6 separate regions of the Mus musculus genome follow, and all the other regions are linked to region 6. Evidence: chromatin loops called from intact Hi-C (ENCODE). Cell type or tissue: left cerebral cortex. All regions are shown on one strand.

Region 1 (5,000 bases), 130 kb after region 6:
CACCTCTCCCCCTTCTGAATCCCAGGTTCACCTCCCAGCTAAACTTCTGCACTAGAACTCTCTTCTTACCGTCTATTTCTGGAAGGAGTTACACCTGTGCACACTCCTGCCCAGATGCTAGTTTTTTGTAACCTGTTTGTTTAGTCACCGTTCCAGCACTTCAAAGAGGCACCATGACCAACTCAACTCTTATAAAGGAAAACATGTAACTGGGAGCTTACTTACAGTTTCAAAGGGTTAATCCATTATCACCAGGTCAGGGAACAGGGCAGCAGGTGGGAGGGCATGGTGCTGAAGGAGTAGCTGAGAGCTACATCCTGATCCACAGGAGGAGAGAGAGAGAGAGAGAGAGAGAGAGAGAGAGAGAGAGAGAGAGAGAGAAACACCACATGCATGTGTGGTGCCCCTTGAGGCCAGAAGAGGGCATCAGATCCCCTGGACCGGTTTCAGATGGTTGTGAGTCACCATGTGGGCGCTTGGATCCAGGCTCCGGTCCTCTGCCAGAGCAGCCCTTAACCTCTGAGCCATATCTCCAGCGCGTGTTTGAATTTCTTTCTAAAAGAATAGAGGCAGAGTCTGTGATACTAATAAGGGAGTCACAACCTAGCAAATTTGAGCCTCTTTGTAGGCTCTCAGCCCTACTCTTGAATGTGTCTGTGGAAGGACCATTCTGGTATCTAAAGTGTTAATTAGAGCAACATTCACAAGTAATGAGCTAAGCATCTCAGCATCTGAGATACTAGATGGCTGACTGCTGCCGATACAGTCCGTTCTGCCTTTCACATTAAAAGTTAGATATGCACCATTTCCTTCCCAGTCCTGAGATTCTGCCAGTCCCATTTGAAAGGGGATGTTTTATAGCAGGCATGAGTTTGGATTCCCCAGTCTAACCTGCCTTTCCTTCCTTACACAGAACTCCAGTGAGCTCAGCTTCCCACTGGCCAGCGATGATCAGAGAGGAAGACGTCCTGTAGGAATGTCTTACAACCTTGTCTCCTTGCCCACCAGACTGCATATCCTGAGAGTGTATGTGTGGGTCACATATTTTATTTTCCTCCGTGTTCTTAGATACAGGACTGTGTTCAAGGCTTAATGAGAACTCAGGGAACTTGGGTTAGGTTTACTGACTTCTCGCACATTCATCAGCCATGTGCAGAGGGAGTCAGAGTCCCTGAAAGAGAGGGCACTTCTTGAAGGGACAGGAGAATTCTGTTTGGGTCTGAAGAACCCAAAGTCAAACATGTGGCCAATGGTGAACACCTACAGATGTCCTTGCGCTTAGTAATTTATTCCCGAGAGATCTCTTACGCAGCAAGAAGCCATGGAAAGCCGTAGGGTGTCCTCTTGGCTCATGTTAGTATGTGTTCAACTCTGTGGATCTTAATGCTAGCAGCCTGGGGTAGCTCTCGTGCTAGTAGGATGCAGCCTGTGTGCTCAACACCCTTCAGTCCCTTTTCCAGCCCGCTTCAACACTGGGAATGCTGGGAAGGCAATGGCAGAGTTGCTGCAGAGTTGATGAGGGCGGTAACCACTTGGACCTCGCCACCTCTGTGGGGATGCTGGGCGGAGTCCGCCTGAGGGGTCAGTTGGGAAACAGAAATTGTTGCCCCGGAGCTGACTACATAGGATTGCTTTTCATTTGGAACGACTGAAGAATGGGGCAGATGCCCAGGTGTGCTGGCCCTTTCATGTTCACATCAAATGCTACCGGTGAGTTCCGGGATGCGGGTTGGGGGAGGGGGGAGGAGAAGGGGGGCAGGCAGTTGCTGCTCCAAAGCAGGGGTAGGGCTTATCATCCGAGACACAGTTCAGCCTGTCCAAAACACAGCTGGCTGTAAATTCTAGGCTGCGATTTCCTGGGGCGGACAGGTAAGAGTGTTCCTAGATGAAAGAGCCAGGGCTGATGAGACAGGGGGAAGAAACGCCGTGGGTGTGCCTGTTCTTTATTTATTCGTTCATCCGTTATCTTCACAAGCATCTACTGCCTTGTCCAGGAAGCATCGCTCATGGGCCTGTAGAAGGATCTTCACCTGGCAAGCTTACAGACCCTGAGGCCCACCCCAGTCCTGCCGAAGCACTTATCACCTTAACTACAAAGCTTGGGGGCTCTCATCCACATGAAAGGCAGAAGGCCTGATCTATAGGAGAGCTCCGACCCCCTAAGTAGGGCTGCCCACAGGGATGCTGTGAAGGAGCACCTGGCAGGCACTGCATCCCACTGTGAGGTGCTGGAGAGGGCTGGGCAAGGTGCCTCCTACAGGTGCAGTCTCTTAGGAAGCGGCAGCAACAGATGGCTTATTATTGCTTTCAGTGTTCCACTTACATCTGCCCACACTGGGACTCACGACAACAGTCCGTGCATTGGCAATGTTGCCAGGGAGATCTGAGGAGTCCCTTTCCTCGGAGTCATGAGAAATGAAGCAGCGACGGGCACAGTCCCGTCCCTGGTGGCCTCTCCTCACCCTTACTGAATCTTCTAGGCTCAAAGAGAAGGGATGGCCCCTTCTCTTTCTGAAGGGACTCTTCCAGGAATGTTCTGTCCCTGGGTATGCAAAAGAGCAGCTGTCCAGAAGTGGAGCAGGGCCTGACAAAAACCCTCCCGATATGGAGCTCTGAGAGTCTGCAAGTCACTCGGCAAGTCTCCTGCACCCGCCTCCTGGATGAGGAGGGTGCCTACTAGCTGCTGCCAGTGTGTGTGTGTGTGTGTGTGTGTGTGTGTGTGTGTGAATCCTTAGCTGCCCTAGCAGCCCCAAGCTCCTTTTCCCAGCCCTTTCCATGAATTCAATCAGAATGCTATTTCTGGGGTGCCTCACTCCCTTTTGGCATGTGCATACAATAAGCATGTATGTTTGCATATGTGTTTGCATGTCTGGCAGCCCATGTATGTGCACATACGTGTTTGTGCTTGTGGGGGCAGCTGAGGATGGCACCGAATGTCTTCCTTGATAGCTTCCACATTCCTCACTGAGGAATGGTGTCTTGCTGGACCTCAAAGCTCCCTGACTTTGCTGGTCTAGCCACCCAGCTTGACCCCAAGGACGCCCTGTCTCTGCCTGCTCAGCTCCAGGACTACAGACAGGTTGCCACACCGCTTCACCTTCATATGAACCTTGGGTTGGAACTCCAGCCCTCACACTTTTGCAGCAAGCCCTTTATCTGCTGAGCCATATCTCCAGGCCCCACAGCATCTTCTTCATATTTGAAACTAAGGAGAGAAACTTCTGGAGTGAGGAAATATTTTTCTTCTCTCTCTGCCCAACTGCTAGTTCCAACCTCTGGAACAGCACAGGGTTTTGGTAAAGGAAAAGCAGGCTGGGAGAAGCACAAGGCCCCGCCCCTCCCCTAGGGCTCACCCTTGGCTTTCCACTCAACTTCTTGACTCCATAACACATTCTGTTCTCCAGTGGCCAGTGCTAATTTCCCCAGCATGCCTCTTTTCTGGGACACACAGGACAGGGCCATTTCACCTGTATAGAAAGTCTACAGGATGGGGCTTGTGAGATGGCTCAGCAGTTAAGAGCACTGACTGCTCTTCCAAAGATCCTGAGTCCAAATCCCAGCACCCACATGGCGGCTCACAACCACCTGTAACAAAATCTGATGCCCTCTTCTGGAGTGTCTGAAGACAGCTACAGTCTACTTACATATAATAAATAAATAAGTCTTTTTTTTTTTTTAAAAGAAAGAAGGAAGTCTACAGGAACCAAGCATTTTTTAGTGGTGGCCATGCATCAAAGGCTGAGGGTCACAGTGTAGCATAGCCATTGGGGGTGACCCTCTCATCCCCCGGGAATCCTGCTCACCTACCCTCCCCCACTCTGGAAGGTTCCAGCCAGCCCTCCCCCCTGAGAGGTACACCCCCCCCCCCCCCCCGTTAAGCCATCTCCTCAGCTTGACTGGTTATTCAACCAAAAGTGTCAGATGTTTAGGACAGAGGAAATGCTCCCTGTGCCTTTTAGAGACTTCAGGCTGCAGTTGCTATTTTGCCTTTGAATAAGCTATTTTTATCGACAGAGTGCACACTGACACAAAGCGCGTACCTAAGCGACACAATGTATGATGACTTCACAAAGTGCACACACCTCATGGACCAGCAGCCAAGCTGAGGAATAGATTATCCACTGTCTTGGCAGGGCAGGAGGCTCCATGCTCAGTGATGCCTCAGGCCAGGGATGCAGAGACCACGAACGGTGCCGGTATCCTCCAGATGCAAGAATCCTCCGAACTGGGCCATGGGTTTAGGCTGCGACACCACCCACTGCCATGTCCTTCCTGCTGCCTGGAAGAACCTACTCAGGGTGGAGAGATCAGAAGCCCACTCCTACTTCCCACCCATTTACTCTTTGAAGTCTCTTTTCTGTGTTCTCAGAGCCCCTGTCATCTCTAATCTGACAGTCTGTCCTTCCCCACTGGCACTGGCCCCAAGTGTTCTAGATGGAAACTGTACTCCTTTGATAACCCCCACATGAAAAGGACCACAGGAGTGAAGGTTGGGGGGTGAGACAGTGACAAATGTTCAACCAAGAGTGTCCCTAGGATCAAATGGCAGCTAGAAGAGCAGAACGGCAGAGTGTTTGCCTAACATACATGAGGTCACATGTTCCATCCCCAGTGCCCCACAGGCTGAGGGTAGAGGCACACACCTGAGATCCTAGCAGTACAGAGGTGGGGGCAGGAAGTTCAAGAGTTCAAGATCACCTTCTGCTACATAGAGAGTTTGAATCTAGCCTGAGATCCACAGAAGCCTGTCTCAAACAACAAAGAGAGTGGGAGAGAGACAGATAGACAGAGACAGACAGATACACGGACACATGGGTGGGGGGGGGAGAGAGCTAGAGAGCGAGCAGAATGTGGAGGGAGGGGCTTGGGAGTCTTTCCTCTCCCTGAGGGAGGATATTATATAAGCAGTAAGAGTCTTCTCTAGGGAGGAGACCCCTCAGTAGTGTGGCTCTCCGGAGCCTTTGAGAAGCTGAATACCACAGCTGTCTGAGCATCTCCAT
Region 2 (5,000 bases), 240 kb after region 6:
TAGAAGATGATCATCCAGGGTGTGGCCTTGGCTTTGACTCCTGGATAGCTGCCTTCTCCTGGGGTTTCTGTTCTTAGAATCCAGGGTAGATATAGATCCAGGTTAGGACAGTGACTTATCCTTGTTTTTTAGTCCTGGAAGCAGGCTGAACTATGCTAGGTAGGCAGACACAGGCATTCCTGTGCTGAGTCAGGCAGAGCTCTGAACCAAAGCCAGGGACACAGACAGGGAATGAAGGCAGAGATGGCAGGCTCCGCCCTTTTGGTCCAGGTGAAGAGTCAGCACTTTTAATCAAGAGCAACAACTAAGGGCCTCTTAGAGAGATCTGGGTGAAGTTGACAGAGTGCAGGGCACTCAGAGAGGGGAGGAGAACCATCTGAGTTGTGAGTGCAAAAGCAACTGAGATTCTTGCCGTTTTCTTTCCTGTGCTGCTGTGTTTTAAGTCTCTCTCTCTTGTTGGTATGAAGGATGCAACATTTCTTCAGGGGTTTGGGTATCCACAGTTCGCTCCCACCTGCCCTGACAGCACAGGCTTGCCATTGTGTGAATGCCAGCTTACTCTCTGCAGAACCTCACACGGCTGGCATCTAGGAACAAGAAATGGAGCCAACAGCTTTCGGCCGATGAGAGGTGGAGTTGGTAGAGGAAGTCCAACTTCTTGTGTTGGTTGGTTGGGACCCTTCACAGTTGTTCCCAAGACAGCAGCAGCCTCACTTGGGAACTCACAGAAATGGAAGCTATCAAGGTCCGCCACTACATACTGACTGAATCAGAAACTGAAGCTGGGCCCCAGCAGACAGGGCTCCACAGCTTTCCAGGCAACTCTCCTGCGTGTGCAGATATAGCCGTGCATGCTGTTTCCCAGAGTGTCCTTGCGGCTCTAGCTGCCTAGGGCTAACCTGTTTATAAATGGAGTGTGTGCTGTTCTGACCACAAGTCTCCAATATCATCTTACTCGTGAGAAAGCAGGGAAGGTTGTATTCTGGAGAATGCGTGCGTGTTTCTGCTGGTACCATATACAGAGTTGGTACAGTCTAGAGATGGAGTATTTTCCTATCTATGAATATTCATCTATCTACAGTCACACGCATACATAATTGCTTATTTACATGCAAATCCGTGGAGATCTGCATTAGATAGAAAGGAATAAAAAAAAAGTTAGCTGATTGTTGTAGAGTTGAAGCCAACAAGACTGCAAGTGTCTGACCCCATACCTGGACAAAGTACACACTCAATGAAAACAAACATAAATGCCCACGGCCCTTCAGAAGGGTGACATGTAAAGCATGTCTGGGATAGCCCCCAAGCGAAGGGGCCTAGGAACTCCGAGGAACAAGAATGTCTCAGACACAGATTTGAGGGAGAATCTGGAGCTATGTCTCGGCTCTCGCCTTCAAAATCAACCTCTGTGTTCCGCCTGTGGCCTCTGCCACAGAGCTAAGGATGTGAGAGGCACCAGCTGGCCTGCGCCTGTGGTGACCGTCCCCACTTTTCCTCTTTGCATCAGTAAAGCATCCCTCTACCCAGGAGGGGAGTGAATCTATTGCTCTGTGGGCAGATGGCTCTCTCGCTTCTGAGAAAGTAGGCTGTTTTGTTACTCTTCTCGCTACTGTGGCAGGAAGCAACCTGAGGGTGTGCTGTGGCTCACACAGCCTGCCAGCCTGATGGCGTCAAGAACCACCTTCAGACAAACCCCTCTGAACTTCTGTGAAGAAGTTTCTAGATTATTTACTTGAGGTGGTACTACCCAGCCTAAACGTGGGTGGTACTGGGATCCCTGACTGAGTACAAAGATGAAAGCGCTGAGCACAGACGTGCACGCAAGCGTGTGTGTGTGTGTGTGTGTGTGTGTGTGTGTGTGTGTGTGTGTGTGTGGTGTGTGTGCGCGCGCGAGGAACCAGGAATCCCCACTGGCTGCAAACTTCAAGGCTGGGTCCCCAGTGAGCATCTCTCCCGAGCATGGAGAAGGCACAGAAGGGCCAAGCCTCTACTACTGCCTGCTTCTACAGGAACCGCTGGAGGGAAGTGAAGAGCAGTGTGTGTAGATGCCGCCCCCGTCCCAGGCCCCGCCCCCTGCATGGCCCCAGCTAGTGACTTGCAGCCGGGACAGCCAGCCTTCTGCATCCCGGCAGGGTGCCGGGAAGTAATTCACTGCAGAGGCTCCTCCTCAGTGCAGTTTCCTGTGGCCAATTATTTTGGGAACGAGGACTGGAGGTTTGGGTGGAGGAGGGGCAGTCAAGGGCCTGGAAGCAAAAGGGCATGAGGCTGATCCGGCCTCCATGCCCTGATGTAGAGGTAGCCTCCACCCTCCACACGAACACAGAAGCGTCACATGGACCCGCATTGTGTGGCTTGGAAGTCCTCCGCTTGTACACCATCCCTCCAGAGTCAGGAACCAGACGCTGGAAGGCAGCCTTTTAGTTTTTTTTTTTTTTTTCCACTATGGGAGGAATGAAGCGGGGAGGAGGGGTCCACACACTCACACGATCCAAGTAGACTTCTCCTAGTTTGTTTTTCTGACACATTGGAAACCGCACAGTGCAGAGAAAATTCGTCTCACATGCTCAGGCCTGCTTTCCCGGAACGCATCCAGAGACGGCTGTGTCAACACTGCTCAGCCAGCCAGCCTCAAAGGGATGGGCTCTGTCAAGGAAAAACTCAACCCAGACCCTGGCGTGAGGGGGCGGCGGGGGCTTTGTGTATCCTTTAAAGGGAGAGTGGGCCTCTAAGCGGACCAGGCACTTCCCCCACCACGCAGTTGTCCCCACACCACCCCTGTATCGCAGGGGTTCCCCGTCCCAGATGGTGCTGAGCTGTGTGTGTGTGTGTTCAGCTGCTCTGCTTCCTCTGAAGCCACAGGGAGGAACCGGAGAGGGAGCCAGGAGGATGGAGGAAGCCTGGGTGGAGGATGTTCCTGGTGGCTAGAGCAGCTAGGTACCACACTGGATGCTGATTTGGATGGAGAGGAGCCTCAGAAGTGAGTCCCCAGAGTTTGAGATCTGGACGTCAACCCTCAGTGTTCAAGACCCAGATGTAACACCACCACCTCCCCCCACACCCCACCACCAAGTGTTAAGAGACCTGGACCTAATTCCCACGCTGTTGTTTGAGATGCAGATGTAACCAAGCCCTCTCTTAAGAGACCTAGCTGTAAATCTCACCCCAACCTAGCCCTAACAGATTCAAATGCAAACTCTCCCCTACTCATTCCCCTATTCACTACTGTAAATTCCCAGTGTGAGATCAGGTGTAAGCATCGGGTGTTTCTGTGAAACTGGAGCTTCCTCTGCAGACGAGAGAGAGGAGCTGCCTCTGGGCAGCCAAGGTGTGGGGCCATCATGGCTCACTGACCGTGGCTTCTTGCTACCTGCTTGTCCTTGGAGGCCTTCTACCTGTGGCTCGCTTCTTCAGACACAGTTTGTGGTTCTCAAAGCTGCCTGTGTGGTCAGGAATGTTTACAGTTTGGGATTTCAGTGACCACAGCCTACCAGGAACAGCAAGGAAACCCCTTGTTTCTCTACCATAAAGTAAGTTCCACTGAGCGCCATTGCCCAGTTCCTATGAGGGCTACGGTCGTTCTAGGGTTAATTTAGGATCTTGAGCTCTGGCCACAATCCAGATCCTAATGACACTGTAGAGTTTCTTGTCCCTCCTGGCTCTCCCCTCAGTCTTGAGCTCTCAGGAGCAGGCATGAACCGGTCAGTGGGGTTGCGGAGAGCAGAGGTAGTGGAGCGGCTTCCTCTGCCTTCAGCATCTGTGTAGTGGTGGTTGGGGCCTTCAGCATCTGTGCAGTGGTGGTTGGGGCCTTCAGCATCTGTGTAGTGGTGGTTGGGGCCTTCAGCATCTGTGCAGTGGTGGTTGGGGTCTTCAGAAAAGCTGGCTGGGAATCAGTTTGGCCACAGATGCCTGGGCTCTCGCCTCTGTGTGACCTCGCCCTGCTGGTGAATGTCTCCCTGAGTTGCTTCACTTGCCTGCGACTGTGGAGACAGTGTGCCAGCTCCCTCTACCATTGCTGAGAAAGTCAGCTCCCTGCCCCTCCCCATCACTGCACTGCCTCCACATAACCTGCTGGATACAGTCTGGCACAAAGGTAAGAGACTTACCTCTGAAACAAAAGGATTTTTCTCTTCCCTCAGCTCTCTCTAAAGTCAGGAGAAACCATCCTATCTCTCATCCGCCCTCTGACGACCATCCATAAAGCCCTAGCCTGTCACATATATGCTTGAGATTCTGGCCAAACCCTGACATCCATGTGACATGTAGTGGGTCCCCCCACCCCCACCCCCAGACTCCATTTCTTCAGTAATGGAAGGGGAGTCTTTATAGATTAAATATAATCCAGTGATGATTCAAAGCCCCATGTTGGCTTTTGGTTCTGATCTCACGAATTAGAGCCGTGAACAAGCTCTGAAATTGACCAATTCAAATTTTACCTGTCCCTTCCCCGTCTATCCCGTCAAAGACATGCTAATTTGATCTATAATGTGGCCAAAGGGCAGATATGAGAAGGGAGGAGAAGCCAGAGGCATGAAAAATCCCCAAACGGGATCATCCACTCCCTGGATAATGGGTCTTGCCTGAGCAGAATGCTCAATGAAGCCCGCTCTCCATCTCCCTCTCCCTCTCCATCTCCCTCTCCCCCTCTGCCCCAGCAAGCCCTTGCCCCTTTCTGCAGAAGCTGTAATCTCCGTGCCCTAATGCATTAAACTGTTGAGTTCCTTAGACAAAGCACTGCAGTCCTTATTTCATTCACAGGCGGACAATGTCGTTCGAAATCGAGGAAGTGGTTAAGTCTTCGTCCGCAAATAGCTGGGTAGTCCAAAGCCCTCACCAAAATGCCAGGCCAGGTTAAGTCTTCGTCTGCAAATAGCTGGACAGTCCAAAGCCCTCACCAAAATGCCAGGCCAGGTTAAGTCTTCGTCCGCAAATAGCTGGGTAGTCCAAAGCCCTCACCAAAATGCCAGGCCAGGTTAAGTCTTCGTCCGCAAATAGCTGGGTAG
Region 3 (5,000 bases), 88 kb after region 6:
TGAGATATGTAGCCTTGTGGACCAGGCAGCTCCTGACTCTCATCCTGTGTGTGGGCAACCACCATTGGACTACCCAGCCTGCCTAATGCAATCATTCTTTATCCTGTTGGTTCTTCTCTTCTGAAGAATCCTGGCTAACAGCATGGTGACACTTAAGAAATGAGTTAAAAGAGGGAAGCCTCACGTTTACACTCACAACTCATCTTCTCCTCTGACTAAATATTGAAGTCGGGGCTCAAGAATGTGGATCTGAGCCGGGCGGTGGTGGCGCACGCCTTTAATCCCAGCACTTGGGAGGCAGAGACAGGCGGATTTCTGAGTTCGAGGCCAGCCTGGTCTACAAAGTGAGTTCCAGGACAGCCAAGACTATACAGAGAAACCCTGTCTCGAAAAACAAAAAACAAAAAAACAAAAACAAAAGAATGTGGATCTGAAGTTAAGTGATCCCCTTTCTGGAATCTTCCCATGTGTTTCCTCTGGCCATTGTCCTGCCCTCACTTATGAGGCGGCCTCCATGTGTTCTTCCCTCACTGAGGCACTGGCTAAGGCCAGCTGCTCCATGCCTCAGATGTGTCTCTCCATGAGCATCCAGTGGGGTTGTCTCCCTCAGTGCTATGGGCTAGAACGTAGAGTGTTTGTAAACATGCTTTGGCCACAGTCCACACTATGGCCAAGCACCTTCTCTTTCCTCTTCCCCTCCCCCTCCATTCTCCCGGGCTCATTTCTCCTTTTCTCTCTTCCTTTCATCCCCTTCTTCTTTTACTTTACCCTTGGGCTATCTGGGATATTCTGGGGATGTTCTCAGGCTCCCATGATGCTCTGGGATTCATTCCAGACTCTGATTTGTCCAAGAAGGCACACCTGAGTGTGAAAAGTGGCAAGCTCCCAGCAAAGATCATGGTAAGATTATTTATTTTGTCTTCAGTTTTTCTATCTCAATAAAAAAGAAATAATAATGTCTTACCAAAAAAGAAACTCAACTCCCAACATACAATAGATGTTTAATGCATACACACAGTATGCCAACACACAGTAAACGTTTTTTAAAAATATCTTTACTTTGAGTGTGTTGCCTGCATGTATGTATGTGCATGTGTGTATGCATGCACGCCTGGCGCCTATGGATCCAGAAGCCCTGGAACTAGCGTTGCAGGTGGTTGCAAGCTACAGTGAGTGTACTGGGAATGAAAGCTGGGTTTCACGGAGGAGCAGCCGCTGCTGTTAACCGCGGAGCTGCCTCTTCATCCCCACAATAGATGCTGCTGACATCATCATGTGTCTGTGGCATGCTAACACTGGGTGGGCTGAGAGAAGCACCAAACTCCTACGTTAAAATTCCGCACCATCTGAAGCTTTCAGCAGTTTTGTTTTCTACAGCTGGTTATTGGTAACAGTATCATGCTGGCTCTGGGTAGGGACAGGAGAAGTGACTGATTTCTGTGGGCATGAGGTTCACGAGAGGAGACCACATAGCAGCCGAGGTAGGATTCTCAGCTAGACTCAACCTTATCAACTAATTAATCAGTTGGGTAGCGGAGGGTTCCAGAGGAGCCACGCCCATGGACAACGTTGAGCTTCTCCCATTGAACGTCTGCCTCAACTCCAGAGAAAAGTGGCATGCATGTGCTGAACGGTGGGAAGCTCTGACCTTGGAGACTCGCTTGTGAATCCCATTGTTGTGGGCTTTTGCTTTGCTCTTGACACAGGGTCTCATTACGTAGCCCAGGTCATCCTGGAACTTGTGATCCACCTGTCTCGTAGTGCTGGGACTGACAGGCAGGCACTGTCACACCCAGTTCAAAAGACAACCCTCCTCCTTCTCTTTCTCCTCCTCTTCCTCCTCTCCTTCCTCCTTCTCTCCCTCTTCCTCCTCCTCCCCATCCATTTTCCTCTTCTCTTTCTCCCTTTCCTCCTGGAATGCTAAGATGCATCACCACAGGTGACAGAGCCTTTTTATGGAGCAGATGGACAGGGCCGTAACTTATTTTTCAGTTCAGAGTTTTCTTTTTTTTTTTATTTATTATTTATTATATGTAAGTACACTGTAGCTGTCTTCAGACACACCAGAAGAGGGCGTCAGATCTCATTACGGATGGTTGTGAGCCACCATGTGGTTGCTGGGATTTGAACTCTGGACCTTCGGAAGAGCAGTCGGGTGCTCTTACCCACTGAGCCATCTCTCCAGCCCCAGTTCAGAGTTTTCTTTCTTCACTTTGGAGGGGGCACTGCTCCCAACGGCAAAGGCTGCCCCAACTCAACACAAGATGTTCCTGGGAGGGCAAGAGGTGGTGGTGTGGGGGGTGCAAAATAAATCAATTCCCACCAACTGGATGTTTGTTTTCTAATGTCCAGAGAAAGTTGTTCAGACATCTGCTTCACTTTTCCTGGGCAGAATAATCTCTGGTTTAACTCTGGACAGAGGGAGTGTGGTCCCATCTGGCCACTGGCTTCCAGAAGGGTTAGAATTTTGATCCTTTTTTGGTTACATGAAAAGCTCTATCTTTAGCTCCCATAATATTCCCCAAGCCCACTGATTTTGGGGGAGAGGCATAAAGAGCCTAGAATTTTCCCTAGACACGAACACTGGCTCTGTTCCCAAGGAGATGAGGATGGAAAATGGGAGAAAATGATACAGGGAGTTGAACACACAGATGGGTCCACGTGAAGAATGCAAAGACAAGTCCATGTGAAGAATAAGATGGGTCCACATGACGAATACTGGGGAAATAGAAACATCAAGATTTAGGGCAGAGAGAAACCCATGCCAAAGGACAAATAACAGCAAATTTAGTTTTGCAGCCTCAACAGGCTTTGTTTGTGAGCCTAGAGTCGGGGCTATAGATCCAGAATGGCTCACACTGCTGGATCCCCCAGGCTCATTTGAGGGGATCTGAACAGACAGTTGCTTGGGATTTCCTGGCTTCAAACCCGTGCCCCTCCACCTCTGCCTCCCGAGTGTAAGGCTTGCATGTGGACCGGGGTTTCATCCCAGATGGAGTCTGTGGTTTGGGTTATTGCAGCATTACCAAGTGGACGAGTTCTTAATGGGGATGTGACTCACAGATGTGTAGCTTGGTTCTTGGTGCCCCAAGCACGACCTCACTCCTTGAGGAGGAGTCGGTATGCATCAATGCTTTGCTCAGTCTCCCAGGCCCCAGGAGCCTCAGGACTATGGGCAGCTGCAACATTCATTGTCCAGTATTGAACCTGTTTATGACCGAAACGCTTAGCAAGGAAGGGATTGGTTACTTTGTTGCTAACTGATTGTTTCTTTATGCTCTATGACAGGTGTGGCCCTGGGACCCATTCTCCAAGCCTGGGAGAATTACTGCTGCAGTCACAAACTCAATTGTTCTCATTGCTGACATTTTTTACTTAGCTGCAGGCAGACTCCACTCTCTTACAGGTGCTCACCCCTCCAGGGCTACTGCAGTACTGTGAGCCTCAGGCTGACAGGTTACCAGGGTTGGAGTCACCTTCCATGGGATGTAGCTTACAGTGTTGGAACGGCCACCTCATTACCGGCTTTACAAAAGAAGTACCACGGATCCCGTTTCACAGATGGATAGGTTGAAGTGTATGTAACCTGTCAAGTGACAGGCACGTCCTACAAGAGAAGAGAGATCAGGGGAAAAGTCAGGCAGAGGATAGGAAATGGAACTGTTTCCAAGTGGGATACAATGGAGATGCTGGGACTTGTGTACTAGGATGGTGGTGACTCGGGTGCAATGAGAAGGGAGGGCTGCTGAGGACAGGGACTGTTTATCTAAAACTGCTTTGGAGCGAAGGCCCTAGCCATCTACACACACCTCTTCATAGGCACCCTGCAGAGCGCTGGGTGCAGGCTGCTGCTGTCTTCTTTTTCTAGTTTAAATTGTTTTCCTGAGAAATGGCCGAGCTGGATCTGTATGTGGAGACAGGCTGGACCAGAAACCTTAAGAAAAGGAGACAGGAACTCTCATCGGTTAGAGCAAGAATTGCTAGAGCCCTGGCACCCTCTTCTGGGAAACTCAGCTCTACTGAACACACGTGTGGCCTCTTTGGAGGATCCTGGAAAGGTCTGATAACACTCTGAGTCACTAAAACAGATGGTGAACATCTCAGAATGGTTTTGGGAGCCCCAGCTGGCAGGGTCATTCTCAATGGATGTTGGCTGCTGGCTCACCTTGTCAGCTCAGGTAGGACCCATCCACAGTCATGGGTCACTCTGCTTAAAGGTGGAGTGGCCATATTACCAATCATGAGTCACAAGCTTGTTATGTATTGGTTCTAATGATCTTTGTGTTAATTTGGCTCCCGAAACCACCCAGGAACCCTCGAGTCTGTGCTGAGCGTCCCTACCCCCAGTTGGCTCTGAGAAATAAAGCTGCCAACAGACAATGGCTGGCCATTTCCAAACCTCCCTGTGGCTAGCACACTCTTCCCTTCAATATTTCTGAATTAGTACTTTCTAAAATCTATATTTCATCTCTGTCACCCCAGACCCAATTGAGGGAGTGGTCCCTGGGGTCACTCTACCCCAATTCTTACATGTTGTATGCTGTCTTCCCTGCAGCACCTGGGGTCACTCTACCCCAATTCTTACATGTTGTATGCTGTCTTCCCTGCAGCCCCTGGGGTCACTCTACCCCAATTCTTACATGTTGTATGCTGTCTTCCCTGCAGCCCCTGGGGTCACTCTACCCCAATTCTTACATGTTGTATGCTTTCTTCCCTGTAGCCCCTGGGGTCTCTCTACCCCAATTCTTACATGTTGTATGCTTTCTTCTCTGCTTGATCTTTCTGATTCTGCCTTTCTCCCTCTCCTGCATTTCTTGCTGGGGAATCCTAAAAGTCCCACCTCTGTCTCCCTGACCAGCCATTGGCCGAAATCCCTTTCAAAATTCCAAAGATGTTCATCACCAAAATTAAAAAAGAATCCTAAAATTCACATAAAACTAAAGAAAGACCCTAGATGCCAAAAAGAATTTCAAGCAAAAAGAATACTGCCAGAGGTATGG
Region 4 (5,000 bases), 63 kb after region 6:
CACGCACACGCACACACTGTAAGCCCACCAGCTTTACAGGCAGCTGATAGCATTTCTGACTCTGGAGTCTCTGTACAAAAGGATGGTAGGTATATAGACACTGGATCAGAGGTAGGATGTGTGGAGGGATGTACAGGTAGAGGAAGAAACCACGAAAATCAGCATATCAGGAATTCGCAATGGAGGTGAAGGTGTCTGGATGGCATGAAGAGGTCCTCTGAGGTCAGAAGCAAGCAGTGAAACCTCAGCGGTTAGTAGAGGGTCCAGCCTGGCCATGAAGCGTGGTGTCAAGATCGCCAGACATTCAAGGTGATGGACAGATTCACACAGGATCCACAGAGCCTGCACTGAATAGAGAGACCCACAGAGTGATAAAAGCATCCCCATTTCATTTCAGGCTCTCACTGATCATACGAGAGGAAGCCTGGGCTCGGCCAGGTGGTGCATCGGTCTCTTTTTAATCTCACTTTGCAGTAAAGAGTTGACAGGCCTCGGGCTCAGAGCTGGAAGCAGGTGGAATTTGCAGATGGGATTTAATAACCTTATTTTGTTTTATCTGAAATTAGTGTGTGCGCTTACCTTTTCTCCTGGATTCTGGTTTCTTCCCAGAGATGGATGGCCTAGCAAGCACAGGTCACAATTCCCTAGGATTGAGAGCTGGTCCCTGGGCATTCCCCAGAGTCACCCTCACTCCTCCTATGTCCCAGCTGCCACCTCATCCACTCTATGGGCATGTCACATAGGATTTACGGAGGAACAGAACAGACAGAGCCCCAGTCACTGAGAAGTCAAAAGGACATTTGTGGAGGTTCAGGTAAAAGTGGAGATGCTCTTTATCAGGACTCATAATCGCAATGAATGATAGGGTCATTGACATTTGCATGGGTATCATGTCCATATTCCCTCTAGCTTATCCAAGAGTCAGCACCAAGGTGATGTCTCCTGGCATCTGGTAACTGTGTTGTCCGCCCAGTGGCAAGCCACCACTGTGACATCTGTCCAGTGACCAGCTTTCCGATGATGTCTATCCACTTGATGGGTGGTCCTCCCTGTGGCCAGCATCACAGTGGTATTCCTCCTGTTGGTACCACGGTGACAACCTTCCAGTGGCCAGCTCCCCAGTTACATCCACCCGGTGGCCAATGCCCACACATCTATCCTGGAGTTGTTCTCTGCGGCTGTAGAAGCTCAAAGGGTCAGAGGATATCCACCTTCCTCCCAGCAGCCTTGACCAAGGGCAGGACCAGTGTGTGAGGATGCTAAGGTTCCCTGACCCTTCCTCAATAGATGCTGCTCTGAGCATTTACTCTGAGGCACACCCCACACTGACTTTTGCAGTTCTCCAGGGATTAAACTCAATACCATGCCCTGGATTGGCTCCTTGCCCTCTGTCTCACATCCTCTAAGATACTTGCTAGGTTTCCTTCCAGATAAACTCATTCTCCTAGAATCCTGGTCTAGGACCTGCTCCTGAGGGACCTACATGGAGATGCATGGTGTGTGGAAAGAGAGAGAGAGAGAGAGAGAGAGAGAGAGAGAGAGAGAGAGAGAGAGAGAGAGAGAGAAAGGATCTTGCCCTTTGCACAGGGTGAGACACTATAGCTTACCCTGCTGGCTTACCTGTCTTGATGAGAATAAACTGTCAACAGTAGACACACTGTTAGCTGGGCAACAGCCACAGAGCCCTTTCACCTTCTGCTGCCATGTTCATCCCTCCACATTTGTTCACACTCCTGATTTCTGGGGCCTGGGGAGAGGGAGGCAAGGCAGGCATCAGAGGCTGAGCGCAGGCAGGGTCTGCTGCAAGCCTGTGAGGTCCAGGAAGAGCAGGAGGAGCTATGCTCAGCTCGTTCAGTCTTTTTCCGAGTAAATATCAAGCATAGCTTCTCTTTCTCCCCTGGCAGGCTGATCACTCAGAACTCCCCTCTGGTGGGTACTTTTTTTTCCTTCCAGAACACAATAGAAGGTGTGATGTCTTGTGAGAAGCAAGAGCTCACTTGGAGGAGGCAGCTGTGGGCCTGAAGGAAGAGGTGACAAGTTCTTGGGAATATTAAAGATTAACACCAAATGCTTGGCTGCTGTTAACTCTCTGACGGTTGGTTCACGTTGTTGCCGGAGCCGGAACAGAACGCCGCTTTCCCTCCCTTCTATTTATTCCTTCCCAGCTCTGTTCTGGGGATCCAGGAGCTGGCGATGTCAGATGCCAACTCCTTAAGGGCTGCAATGGTTTTATATAATAACAGAGAGGGGGAGCCTACGAGAGGAAGAAAGAGTCTAATTCAGCTCCAAGGCTGAAATGGGAGCTGGAATGAAGGGGCGGGGGTTGGGGGGAGCGTTGGTAAAAATAGCTCACTCAGAGAGAAGAATACGGCTGGTCTCCTGCGGCAGGCGCAGCCCTTGGGTGAATTATAGCAACCTACTGTACGCCTCACGCACTTGCTTTTGAAATGTTGATCGTGGCAAACAGGGGCCCTTGAATGGAAGGCTGTTGGTGACTGACACTTTGAGTAGAGCTTGGCAATGGACGAGCCTGTCAGGCCTCCTGCTGCCGCCAGCACAGGCAGCATGCCACTGGGACACATATGCTCCTCTCCCCATCGCTCCTTATTTATGCAGCTTCAGTGGCTGAAAGTCCAGACCCTCCCTGGAGGTGCACAGTAGTCTCTGGAAGAGGTTGGAAGGAGCTTTGGGGATCCTGGGGAAGATATGATGGAGAAGAGTATGATGGGGGATATTACTGGGGTCTCCTAGACATGTAGTGGCCTAGAGAGACACAAAGAGAGGATGCCAAGAGGAACAGGGAGAGAGGGAGGGAGGGAAGGAGGGATGGGTGGGAGGAAGTTAGGAAGGAGGAAGGGAGGGAAGGAGACAGAAAGAGATAGATTAGATACATAGATAGATTAGATAGATAGATAATAGATAGATAGATAGATAGATAGATAGATAGATAGATAGATAGATAGACAGATAGACAGATAGACAGATAGATCGAACAGACAGAGACAGAAGAAACCCATGGGACCAGCAGGGGGAATCATACCATCAGAGGGGCAAGAGGCAGTTGGTCCATTACTGTATAATGGGAGGAAATGGAGCTGAGCATCCTCCCCCAAGCTGCAAGGGATCCCCCCACCCCTGCATCTCAAACTTCCTTGCCTTTCCGAGAGGAGTCACATTTGATTTTGCTTTGTGGTCACCTTGGCTTCTACCGGGTAACTCCCTGCAAGAGCGTGAAGACACTTTCGTCGCTGCTCCAGGCTTCCTCTGCCCTCTGTCTCCATGGCTGTCTGTCTTGGATGCTGTAGCTCATAGACCTGGTGCACTGAGAAGTCTCAGGAATGACCCCCTTCTCCTTCCTGCTCAGCTTCCTCTGACTCATGGATTGATTTCAAGGCGATGTGACTCTCTACCTCCCCTGAGATTCCTGCACTCTGGGGAGTGACTTCTGGTTCTTTACTCCCTGGTCTGGGGTGGCTGAGGAGGTGGGACTGCTATGGGTAAGGCTACCCAGGGTCCCCATTTTGTATCTTCCCAATCGAAACCACAGAGGAGGAAGTGGTAAGAGGGAAGATCTTTGTCTTCTTTTCCCAGAATACAGCATGAGAGCACCGTGGGGGCTGGGGGTACACTTGTGGTACCCCACCTGTGATGCTTTGATGTCTGATGATACAGTTGATGTCCACGTGTCTGTCTAAGACAGCAGTTTTCAACCTGTGGGTCTCAACCCCTTTGGGAGTCAAGTATCAGGCATTTACATTATGATTCATAATCATAGCAAAATTACAGTTATGAAATAGCAACAAAAATAATCTTATGGTTGGGTGTCACAACAGCATGAGGGACTGTGGTAGAGGGTCTCAGTACTAGGGAGGTTGAGAACCACTGGTCTGAGAACTTCTATCCCATGTGTGTTTGAGTGTTTGGGGTATCGTGGAGCAGGTGGACAGAGGCCCCAGTGTTCTTGTCCTGTGGGTGGTCCTTCTCTCAGGCATGCTCTGTGTGCTGTCCCAGACAGGCCTGATGGGACTGGGCTCCAGTTTTCTACTGAAGCAAACTGATTGTTAGCACCTTAACATATTGTCTTTTTCTGTCTCATTTCCCAATGACTATTCTAGAACTTTCTCAAATTAACTTTCAAATAAACGACTACTTCCTTCAAATGCTATATGCAGGGGCAGGGGCTAGCCCAACAGGACAGCTTTCTTTCAGTTTCTACATGTCTCTACCAGTGGGGTGTGTGGCCATTCTGCTTTGGGATTCATAGGGACCACCCAGGGAACTTGAGGAACAGAGCAGCTGTCACTCATAAGCAACAGGAAAATCAGAAAATCATGGGACCGGGGACACATTGTGTGAATTAAATTCCCCCAATCAAATTGAAAACCCTCAAAGCAAACCATGAGGAACAGGGTGAGCCTGTTCTACTTGGGCTCTTCCAAACTCTAAGTGGCCATGGTCACTTACAAGATGGGGTATAGATGGCAGAAATGCAGATGGATGGCTGAGAGCTGGGATCTTTAAAAAAAATAATTAATTAATTAGTTAATTAATTAATTAATGTGTGTGTGTGGTTGAGCATGTGCTTTGAGACACATCTGGAGGGCTGAGGACACTTTCAGGAGTCAGGTCTCTCTTATACCATGTGGGGATCAGAGATCAAACTCAAGTCACCGGGTTTGTATCAAGCATCTTTACCTACTGAGCCATCTCACCAGCCTGACCCTGAGGTCTTATGAAAGGGTTTGGGAGAGTCTAATTGTTGAAGAAGAGACGCTGGGGTCAGGTCCCTATTTTCCCACATCCTATGTGTGTCATTCTGAGCCACATGGCTTAACTTCTCTGAGCCTCATTTTACACAATACGTAAATGGAGACTGACACTAGGTATATTCTCCTTCTGTCTCTGTCCTCCAAGGACCCACTGAAACCTGACAGAGGCCAGGATTAGGGTAAAGAGAATCTGAGAGCGACAGTCACTCCAGTCAGGCTGCTGCAGCCCAT
Region 5 (5,000 bases), 49 kb after region 6:
AAATTGAATTGAAAAGCTATACATGGTTCTTGAGAGATTCATTTGAACTACAAACCACTTAATACAGGTCTTACTCCTGAAGGAACCCTGGAAAGTACACAGTGTATCCGTGGGGTGAGCCCAGCCATTAGTCTTCTGTGTGGTTCTAATTTATGTATTGCTTATGTAGATTTTTCTTATTGCAACTTTAAGAGGCAAAACTTAGTCATCAGCTATTTCCAAGAGTTATGGTGTACATAAGCTAGAACAAAGGTTTCTGCTCCTCCCCCATCCCTTCTCCCTCTTCCCTTTGTCTCTCCCCCCTTCTCCCTCTTCCCTTTGTCTCTCCCCCCTTCTCTCTCTTCCCTTTGTCTCTCCCCCCTTCTCCCTCTTCCCTTTGTCTCTCCCCCCCTTCTCCCTCTTCCCTTTGTCTCTCCCCCTTCTCCTTCTTCCCTTTGTCTCTCCCCCCTTCTCCCTCTTCCCTTTGTCTCTCCCCCCCTTCTCCCTCTTCCCTTTGTCTCTCCCCCCTTCTCCCTCTTCCCTTTGTCTCTCCCCCCTTCTCCCTCTTCCCTTTGTCTCTCCCCCTCTTCTTCCTCTTCCCTTTGTCTCTCCCCCCTTCTCCCTCTTCCCTTTGTCTCTCCCCCCTTCTCCCTCTTCCCTTTGTCTCTCCCCCCCTTCTCCCTCTTCCCTTTGTCTCTCCCCCCTTCTTCCTCCCCTCCCTTCCCCCTCCTCTCCTCGGAGGTGGTGCTCACCAGTTCTCAAATGTTCTGTGTATAATTGTGTGCAGACTTTCAGAGCAACCTTTTCCACACCGTCGGCCATTTTTGTTTCTGTTTATTTGTATTCTCAAATAGGGTTGCAGTAAAGACCCTAATATCTGGGATTTGTGGTCTAGTGAACCCATTGGTGCAAAAGGGTTCTTAATTCTGAGTTTTCTGGTTCTTAATTATGACTTTCCTGTCATGACGCACTGAAAGATTCGAGTAGTCCACCATTCAGTCTGAGCCTCTTAGTTGGCTTGTTTCTCGGAGTGAACAAACTATTCATTCTCACTACCTCATAAATAAATTCCACATATTTTTGGACCACACATACTTTGTTCTCCTTAGGAGCATCTGCTTGCCCGCAGCACCCAAGACCTGAAATGTCCTCCCGAGGTAGGTGGCTGAGCTGCCACAGCTGAGGAAAGGGTAGCTTGTCCCCTTTTCACAGACTCTCTGGAGTTTGACCTGAGGGTTTGCTCCTGGCAGGTAGGCACTGCTGACTCCCCTGAGGGCCCCATCACTGCTCTCAGCCGCCAGTGGCCCTGGCACAGAGGTACAGGTAGAATGTCTCCTGTATAGCTTGGTCCTGGTGGATGTTCTGCAGGGACACAGGGCAGCCTGTTTCAGATCCAGGAACTCCTGGTACGGGATAAGAGGAGTCACGAATCTCCTTGGCTTAGGACCAGTCTCCAGCTTCTAAGTCTTCTTAGCTTCCCTCTTTTGTGCTTGCAAAATAGATGTTACATTTCCTCAATATCCAGATTTCTGTTTCTCTTTGACATTAAAATATCCCAGAGCTGGGCGGAAGGCATTGACGGTTAGTGTTCCTCCCTTGGCTGTTTGGAAACCTATTATTAAATAGCTGGGGCCTTGTACAGCTTGGGGGAGGGGGAGCCTTGATTGGGGAGTACAAGCATGCTCATCTTTCACTCCCTTCAGGCCCCATTACACATCCAGCCCCAGATGGCCCACCAGATCGAGCACGCAAAACTCCACCCTTTGTGCGGATAGTAAGGAAGACAGGCCGCTGACTGTTTCCTGGGATTCCAACAGACTTGAGTGGGAGGTAGAGACTGAGCTCACCGCTTCTTCCCGTGGCTGCTCCGGGCCCCTTCCAATAAAGCTGCTGATCCTGTCTATGTAATTAGTGGGTGCATCATTAACACGAGAGGAGCTCCTAGCTTTACAGGCTCCTACACGTCAGACAGAAACGTCCAGGCAGACACTTGGCTTCTCCTGCTTGCCTGTCGCCTTTCTTGATGCAGCATTAAATACTTGACAAGAGCAGCTCAGGGAAGACAAGATTTACCTGGGCTCACAGTATGAGAATATACCTCCCTCCTGTCAGGGGAGGAAGGCAGCAGGCACGTGAGGCAGCTGGTCATGATGCATCAGTAGTCAGGAAGCAGAGAGAGGCGAACGCTGGTGCCCAGCTTGCTTTCCCTTTTCTCCCAGTCCAGGACCCCAGTCCACAGGGTGGTGCTGCCCACAGGCAGGGCAGGCCTTCCCACCTCAGTTAACTGACTCTCTCTCTCAAAGACATGCTCACAGGTTTGTCTCCTAGGTGGTCCTAGATCCTGTCAAGTTGACAATTAAGACTAGCCACCACTGGGGCTAGAGAGATGGTTCAGCAGTTAAGAGCACTGGCTGCTCTTGCAGAAAACACGGGTTCAGTTCCCCGAACCCATGTGCTGGCTCACAACTGTCTGTAACTCTGGTTCCATGGGGTCCTTGCACTCTCTTGATATCTGAGGGGACCACACACACATAGTGTACTTGTATGCATGCACCCAATACTTATACACATAAACTAAGAATAACTCCTATGATTGACCACCTCAGCCATGCATGTGTATTAGTTCTGAGGATGGGCTGGTGCTGTGCAGGAGAGGAAAGCTAGACAGACTTCCAAGCAGCTGTTCCAGGAACTGGAGGGGGTGAGTCTCCAGAGTGTAGGAGTCAGCGGATGAATTTTCAGTTCCAGTAAGAGAATCTTGGGGAAGTAATGGGTTGCGAGGCTGCAGAAGACGCAAATAAACTAATATTTACTGAGCATGGACTGTGTGTCAGGCACTGAGGCTGGCTGTCTTGTTGAGTTTCTGAGACTCGGGATTGGATCTTCTCACATGGGCAGTGATTGATGGCTGTCCACCACACAACCCAGGCTCACCACTGTCTGAGTCTTGAGGATTAAAGGAAAACTCCACAGGATGGCAACCTGAAGTGACTCTGTTCCTTGAATCTTTTCTCCACTCTCTTCTCCGCTGGTCCAGACTACCACAGTGTCCTGGCTGGCTCTTTGTAAACTTGACACAAGCTAGAGCTATCAGAGAGGACGGAGCATTAGTTGAGAAATGTCCCCATAAGATCTGGCTGTAGCAAGCCCATGGGGTTATTTTCTTAATCAGTGATTGATGGGGGAGTGCCCAGACCATGTGGGTGATGCTACCCGTGGGCAGGTGGTCCTGAGTGCTATAAGGAAACTGGCTGAGCAAGCCTTTGGGAGCAAGCCAGCAAAGCAACACTCTTCTATGGCCTCTGCATCCACTCCTGCCGCCAGGTTCCAGCCCTGTGCGAGTTCCTGTCTTGACTTCTTTCAATGACTACAATGTGAAAGTATAAGCCAAATAAATCCTTTCCTCCACAACTTGCTTTTGGTTATGGTGTTTTATCACAGCAATAATAACCTTAACATGGCCAGGACAAACCTTCTGTAATCCTAGTGCAGATTGTTCCCTCCGCAGCCTGGCTGGATTCTGCCTCCGCAGCCTTGTTGACTGTAGAGGCGGAAGTGCTTTGCTCCGGGATTCCTGCTTGCATAATGGGGAGAAACCTGAAGCCCCCTGAAACCTCTCTGGGTCTCATGGTCCCCCTGAAGCTTCTCTGGGTCTCATGGTCCCGGCCTTGGAGATACTTTCACAAGCAAGGCCCTGCTCCATTTGTCCTTTGAGCTTCTGTCTCCAACAGGGCACACAGTGGTGTCCTTGTCCCCAACCACACCTGCTTTTCTCCTCTTTTGCTTGTGGCATTTAAGTAGGAGCCGGGTCTCTACGCTCCTGTTTCCCACCCCCATCTTCTCTCACCCAGGCACTCACTGAACCCTAAGTGTAGCTCCAGCTCTTTCCCCCACTTCTGTCTGTCTGTCTGTCTGTCTGTCTGTCTGTCATCTCTGTGGCCCTCACTCCCTGCTGGTGATGTAGTGTCCCACCTCTGTGAGCCGCATTCCCTACTGGTGACCTGGCCTCCCCACCTTTTTCCCTGCTTGGTTTCCACCTTCTGCTTTGGAGCCCTGGATTCCCACCTTGTAGCCCAGTGATCTTTCTAGAATACAGAGCTGACCACATGGCATCCTTTCCAGCTTCTGTGATCCTTAACAAGACTCAGGACATTGCCAGCTGGCTGCTAAGGCTTCCCCGGCTTTGTTTCACACATTTTTTTTCCCAGTCAGTTAAGACCTGCCTCCTCTGTGTGTGTATGTGTGTGTGTGTATACATACATGTACATGTGCGCACTGGGGAGGGGTAGTATATAGTCCCTGAACTCAGCTGTGAGGAAATTGCAATTTTCCCATAGTTGAACTCCTACTATCACAGTTTTTGCTCTATAGTTTAAAAAAAATAAAAATAAAAACAAAACACGTTTCCAATTCAAGGTACTGCTATTTTTAAAATTACAGTGATGAAAAAAATATAAAAATTTTAACCATTTTAAATATGTAGTTTATTGGTATTAAGTGCATTCACATGTTTGTACGACCATCACTGTCCATTTCTTGAATATTTCTGTCTTCCCAAATGGAAACTCTACACAGTAAACCAAACAGCACCCGAAACCAAGCCCCACCTGGAGTCATGTCCCTTTGAAGTTGACAGGTCAATGATGGTTTAATAATTAACCTTTTGGTCACTATTTGCAATTTGCCCTCTCTCCTGAGGGCTTTCCTCTTCTCTCTGGGGAGGTGTAAGTCTGCTGGGACAAAGCTACACGCCCAAGGTTGCTTGTGTTAGTCTATTCCCTGAAGTTTCTCTGATGGGAACTTAAATTTCCACTGGAAAGAAGTCGTTTTTTTGCCATTTGAATATGAAATGGCTTTATATGTTGAACTTTTGAGCCCTCCATGGTTTCAAATTTTTGGAAAGTTCTGTAAACTTTGAAGATGATATCTGGTTCCCAGTCTCTTCTTCCGTCCATCACAAGATGAATGGCCACCTCCTGCACAGGCTCCAGCTGCCACAGAGTCTCAGCAGACTGGAAGAG
Region 6 (5,000 bases):
TATGAGAAATGATCACATGACAGTTAAACTCTATTTCTTCACGCCTGCATTCGATTAAATGTTTCCCTATCTGAAGATAGTCTTTTTACAGACTGTGAGGCCCAGGACTCTGTCCCAGGCAAGCTAAGCTTTCCAGATAGCCTGCTTCCTTAATTAAGGACTTCAGCCTGGGAGGGTTTGTTGTAGAGAAACATCTGCAAGTTTCCAACTTCCTTGCCACCACTAAAGGCCTTGTCCAGACTCGGCCTTGAGGACAAAGGTTAGGTAGGTCACAGAATGACTATCCCCAGTACCATCAACAATGTTGTCCGCTGTGAAAGGGCGTTCTCAAACAAACCTTGGAGGCACTTCATTTTAATTTCGGGGATTTCTGAATGTTTAAGGTGAAAGTGAACTAAATGTAACTGCGGGCCTTAACTCAAAGTTTGAGCCGGACATACAAAACCGAAATACAAAGGCCACAAGCTTAAGCAACATTAAATTAGAACCAAGAAAGCAAGCTCTTTCCCGGGACGAGGAGAGACTGCACTGAGACATCTGCAAACCTCAAGTAAATAGCGAAATGGCTTCCTAAATCCCAGACAAAACGCTTCACAACTTGGCCATGTGAAAAACATGAGGCAGACTTTATCAAAGGCAAAGCTGCCGTCTCCTCAGCTTGCTGTCTGGTCTAAGCCACCATTATTCATGGCACAAAGCTCTCGTTTCACTAAAACCACTCCTCGATTTCCTCTCGCCGACCTCCGCATACCAGCAGCCCAGCCGCTCTCCATTCAGAGCTCAGGCCCCGGGAGGGGGGCTGCGGGGGGCGCGGGGGAGGGGAGCCCACAGATGTCTGGAGACCCGAGCCCGAGACAAAGCTGCCCCGCAGCCAGCGGGCTCACCGGAGCGGGCCTGGGGTACCGAACTTGGGAGCGTCGGTTCCAAGTCTGGTCCCCCAAACAACACTCAGAACAAGTCGCCAGGCTCCCACGCCCTGGCGGTCCGCGCTCCGGCCACTCCGTCTCGCTCAGAAAGCAAACGCGCTGGGGAGAAACACTTGGAGCGGACCCCACACTTACTGGCTAAGGGCAAGTCCCCCTCCCCCAAGCCCAGGTTTCGGATCCCGCGCACCTCCCCCCCCCCCCGCCTCCAACACCAGGAGTGGCCGGTGACTCGTCCACGGTCCCAAATTCCCGCCAGGACCTCGGCCCCGCAGCCACCAACCCCACGCGAGTCCAAGAAGCCACCCTCCGAGAACACGCTCCTGACGCATCCCGCCCGCTGCATCCAAGTTTGGCGACTCCACGGCTTAAAGTTGTTTGGATTCAAACTCACAGTCAGGTCGTTGCAGGGAGAAAAAAAAATTTGTCTGTGCGTGCTCCACGAGGGACAGAGGGGACGAGCGCCAGGTCTCGCGTCCCCCCGGCTCCGCGGGCCACGGAGGCGAGGCCCCCGCCCACCCCGCCCCCGCGGCGGCCCCAGCCCGGACGCGAACCGCGGTCCCCACCCCCCACGGCGGCCAGCCGTCCATCCGGGCTCCCGGCGCGCGCCCGCCCGGCCCCGGCCCCAGCCCGCGCGTCCCCGCGGCCTCCCGCCGCCACCCGGCCCGCGAAGTTTCCCGCTGGCGCGGCGCGAGCCGGCCCGCCGCGGCGCCGCACCTCAGGCCCGCGCGCTGCTCACTCGCGGCCGCCCGCTCGGCCTCGGCCTCCTGCACTGACGGCTCGGCGCCCACCGTGCTCCGTCTCCGCCTCCCCGGGCCGCGGGCTTCACAGGACACGAGCTGACGCGGCCGCCACCGAGCGAGGGCTTAAGATGGCGCCGCACAAGGAGCGATTTATAAGCGGCGCGGCACCGTGTATCCTGCCGCTGCCGCTCCGCGCGGAGCGTTCCGCCGCGCGAGGACGAGGGGCGGGGCGCGGGCGGGCCGGGGAAAGTAGTCCCCGCCAGTCCGAGTCGCTCTGCGCGTGCGCCGCCGGGAGGGGCCGAGCCGGGGCGGGGCGTCCAGACGCCGCTCCATTGGAAACTAAAGGAATCGAGAGCGGGCCGCCGCCGCGGGCCGGGTGGAGTGCGGCCTCGGACGGCGCAGGTTCGAGGCTGCCATCACCGGTGCACCGGCCGCCACACCCCTGAACCACCATTGGACCCCACCACACTTTACCGCTCCCAGGAGTGTCCCGCTTCCCTTCCCGCTGTGCCTCTGGAATCCGGACAGGGAACCTGGGGCCCAGCCACCTTTCCTCCCCACCCCAGGAGGCCTTGGAGTCCCCAAGAGTGTCTGCGAACATCTATTAACAAGTGATTCAGCTCCACCACTGCGTTCACCAGCGTGATTCCTAGAAACCCCATCTTACCCAGACTCACTGGGTCAGTAGAACCAGGCGTGGGGACCAAGGACAGCGATTTTTCTGTATTGTTTGAGAAACTCGAGTGTGTTGCTGAGAGGACCTGTGGGTAACCTCTTAAATTTTCAAAACTAATTTTGTATCCTTCGAGAGCTCCCCCCCCCCCAAATCATGACAATAGGGTGAAGTTGGATCTTCTCTTGGAAATGGCCCCATTGTTGTCCTTCACGATTGGCACTTGTCAAAACTGGAGCAGTTGGGGTGAATTGGCTGTCTCCAGCCTATTATTCTGAGCTCACGTCTCTTCCCAAACAATGGCAACAGGGAAAGTTGCCCCACTGCCTTCTTTCATCCCAGCGCTGTAATTAACGCAAGTAAACAATAGGTCCTTATGTACAGGTACTGGCAGGAAGCCCATGCATCACTGAGGCAGGGCCGGTGCTGTAGGGCCAGCTTAGTTTTTAAATGACTCAATTTTCTATCTTAAAGACATATCACCGTAACTCTGTGAACCACCACAGTCCACCATGCTGGAGCTGCTCAGTGAGGGCCTTTGTCTAGACCTTTCCCCTCTGCAGCTCTGCTCGGATTTCCGGAGAGTAAACTCTGCTGCTGGCTGGGGCTGACTTGGCCTGCCATAACTCAGAGAGATAGAGCAGGAAAAGGTATTTTACCAAAGCCCTACCAGTGGTGGTTGCAGCTACCAACCCCTAATTTTAATTGTCACATGCAGAGTTAAAGAATATTTGGTCGATTCGTTTAAAATTAGATAGCTGACTTCACCTCTGTCCGGGGTTTCCTTTCTTTTCTTTTCTTTTTCTTTTTTTTTTTGGGGGGGGGGGGGGTTCCTTTCTTTTCTTTTTCTTTTTTTTTTCTTTTTGACACTTGCTTCTTTTTCTGTGTCCCAATTTTGCTTCTTTTTTAAAGGGCACACTATTAAAACTCGTTAAGAAGCGCCTGCACCACTGACAAATCTAAAAGATAAAGACAGCCTTGTATTCATATTCCTCTAGCCAGACGCCAAGACAGAGCACATAATTCTGGCATTTTAACCCCAGCGTAGAATTAAAAGTCTCAATCCCTATTGATAATTCAGAGAATATGTTTCAGAGAAAAGGCAGATTTTACCACAACGCAAACACTCCTCTTCCTATCAGTGTAACTCGGCAGGAGACATAACCAGGTGACTGGCCTTGAAACCAGTGAGCTGAATTTTACATTTTCTCTAGATTTCTGTTCACTTCGTTCATGAAACAAGACTATTCCATAATTTTGTCACCAAAAACAGATGACAATTTCTGTGAAATTAAGACAAATATTGTCATTACACCAGAAAGAAACACGTCATCAACATACCTGATGAATAAAGAAACCTGCTGGTTTTATGAGCTAATTTGAAAATAACATAAGCAGCTAAGGAGGAGGTGGTTTTATAAAATTAGTTGCTAAAATAATTGACCCCAGGTAACACACTTCACATAGATGGCAATTGGTGTCTCTTCTACACCCCTTCTCCTCAAGATCAGCCCAATGGGTTCGACATAAAGTAATTCATTTTGAGAAATGGGATGGGGGTGTGTTTGTCCTGTAATCAGACCACCTGCAGATCAAGCTTTGCCTACACTGAATAGTGTAGAATAATAGTGAGCAGAGAGGATGTTCACTAAAACACACACACCACACACACACACACACACACACACACACATGCTCAGTCTGTGTTTGCACTTTGTGCAGAAGTAAGTATTAATAAGCCAGCATTGGTCCTTCTGCTCTAAAAAATCCATTAGTCAAACATTTACTGCATACCTAAAACAATGAGCCTCCTTTTGAGGACAGCCGACGTCTTTTGATTAACACCTTCATCGTTTAAAGTAAAACTGTAATTGTCAGCCAAGTCCATTTGACAATAGGCACAAAAGATGGAAAAACACACTGGAATTAGGGTGTGGTCCACTTTGGATCCTATCCCAATAACCCTGGGAAGGAAGACTCCTTTCCCAGCAGAGCCATACACTCAGAAACAGCCAATACTGACTCTCTAAGACCTGTTAAAAATAATTTCTTTATGATAACGTGGAAACACCAGGCAAAAAAAAAAAAAAAAAAAATCACAATCCGCTTTCCGTTCTAACGTTCGTCAAGTGGGCTATTTATGGATCCAGACTTTTGATTTGTAAAACACCGTGTCAGGGGTATGTCATCTTTTTGTTGATTTCCAGTTGAACAGGCTAAGCAGTTGTAAATACCTCTTGTCAGACTACGTGTGGCTTTTTCTCCCACACAGAGGCCGTCTAGTAACCCACTGGGCAGATTCCGCAGAGAGCCTCCGTGGAAAGCTCTCGCACGCAGCCCATGAACGGCTCCAGAGCAAAGGAGGGACCGTGAAGGAAGCGGGAGGTGATGGGTACGGAGGTGGCTGTGGCCTGGGCCTTTAGTTATGCTGGCACCAACCTTCACGCTTGCAGTTGCGTGTTCTCCGGGCCTTCCTTGGATTATGTTCTAAAGATGTGTTTTAACGGCTACCGTACAGAGCGAGATGAGGAAGCAATGGAGACTCATCGTGACAGGCAAAGGGCACAGAGGTATATATGTTTCTTCATATTTCTCAGAACAGATACCAATGCGGTCCTAGGAAAGCATGCTTTGACACGCATACTCCCCAATACTATACGC

The links. Hi-C counts contacts between places; a loop is a spot of excess contacts. Peaks named below come from ENCODE experiments on the same cell type or tissue, not always from the same donor. Only the 100,000 strongest peaks of a DNase experiment are listed, where the experiment ranks them.
Region 1: it touches region 6 in a loop (2.0-fold over the local background); 2 of 42 quality-filtered maps call a loop at or near these places.
Region 2: a loop joins it to region 6, with 2.2 times the contacts of the local background. A loop is called at or near these places in 6 of 42 quality-filtered maps.
Region 3: a loop joins it to region 6, with 2.4 times the contacts of the local background. A loop is called at or near these places in 10 of 42 quality-filtered maps.
Region 4: it touches region 6 in a loop (2.0-fold over the local background); 8 of 42 quality-filtered maps call a loop at or near these places.
Region 5: it touches region 6 in a loop (2.2-fold over the local background); 4 of 42 quality-filtered maps call a loop at or near these places.

Annotation. Positions count from the first base shown.
Region 1 is chr9:120,795,821-120,800,820 of GRCm38, reverse strand. No RefSeq gene overlaps it. Among named protein-coding and RNA genes, the nearest start is that of Gm39459, 36 kb to the left of the region's middle. In left cerebral cortex, no CTCF peak of the experiment used is centred here; DNase peaks (open chromatin) are centred at 2,373 and 2,628; H3K27ac peaks cover 617 bases.
Region 2 is chr9:120,688,867-120,693,866 of GRCm38, reverse strand. No RefSeq gene overlaps it. Among named protein-coding and RNA genes, the nearest start is that of Gm39458, 16 kb to the right of the region's middle. In left cerebral cortex, a CTCF peak has its summit at 2,025; DNase peaks (open chromatin) are centred at 1,684, 2,128, 2,600 and 2,794; H3K4me3 peaks cover 589 bases; H3K27ac peaks cover 1,627 bases.
Region 3 is chr9:120,842,010-120,847,009 of GRCm38, reverse strand. It overlaps Gm39459 (a long non-coding RNA gene), which reads right to left. Exons shown (of 3, transcript XR_871371.2): 2 at 3,810-3,934; 3 at 3,081-3,607. Among named protein-coding and RNA genes, the nearest start is that of Gm39459, 10 kb to the right of the region's middle. In left cerebral cortex, no CTCF peak of the experiment used is centred here; DNase peaks (open chromatin) are centred at 1,245, 2,590 and 3,987; H3K27ac peaks cover 376 bases.
Region 4 is chr9:120,867,052-120,872,051 of GRCm38, reverse strand. It overlaps Gm34425 (a long non-coding RNA gene), which reads right to left and starts at 2,798. Exons shown (of 2, transcript XR_003948280.1): 1 at 1,621-2,798; 2 at 1-347. In left cerebral cortex, no CTCF peak of the experiment used is centred here; DNase peaks (open chromatin) are centred at 1,371, 2,230 and 2,444; H3K27ac peaks cover 2,506 bases.
Region 5 is chr9:120,881,685-120,886,684 of GRCm38, reverse strand. Gm39460 (a long non-coding RNA gene) reads left to right here and starts at 4,707. Exons shown (of 3, transcript XR_871374.1): 1 at 4,707-5,000. In left cerebral cortex, no CTCF peak of the experiment used is centred here; DNase peaks (open chromatin) are centred at 1,799 and 2,659.
Region 6 is chr9:120,930,279-120,935,278 of GRCm38, reverse strand. It overlaps Ctnnb1 (catenin (cadherin associated protein), beta 1), which reads right to left and starts at 1,879. Exons shown (of 15, transcript NM_007614.3): 1 at 1,641-1,879. 4930593C16Rik (RIKEN cDNA 4930593C16 gene) reads left to right here and starts at 4,477. Exons shown (of 3, transcript NR_040753.1): 1 at 4,477-4,519; 2 at 4,612-4,909. In left cerebral cortex, no CTCF peak of the experiment used is centred here; DNase peaks (open chromatin) are centred at 719, 1,276, 1,911 and 2,644; H3K4me3 peaks cover 2,356 bases; H3K27ac peaks cover 1,682 bases.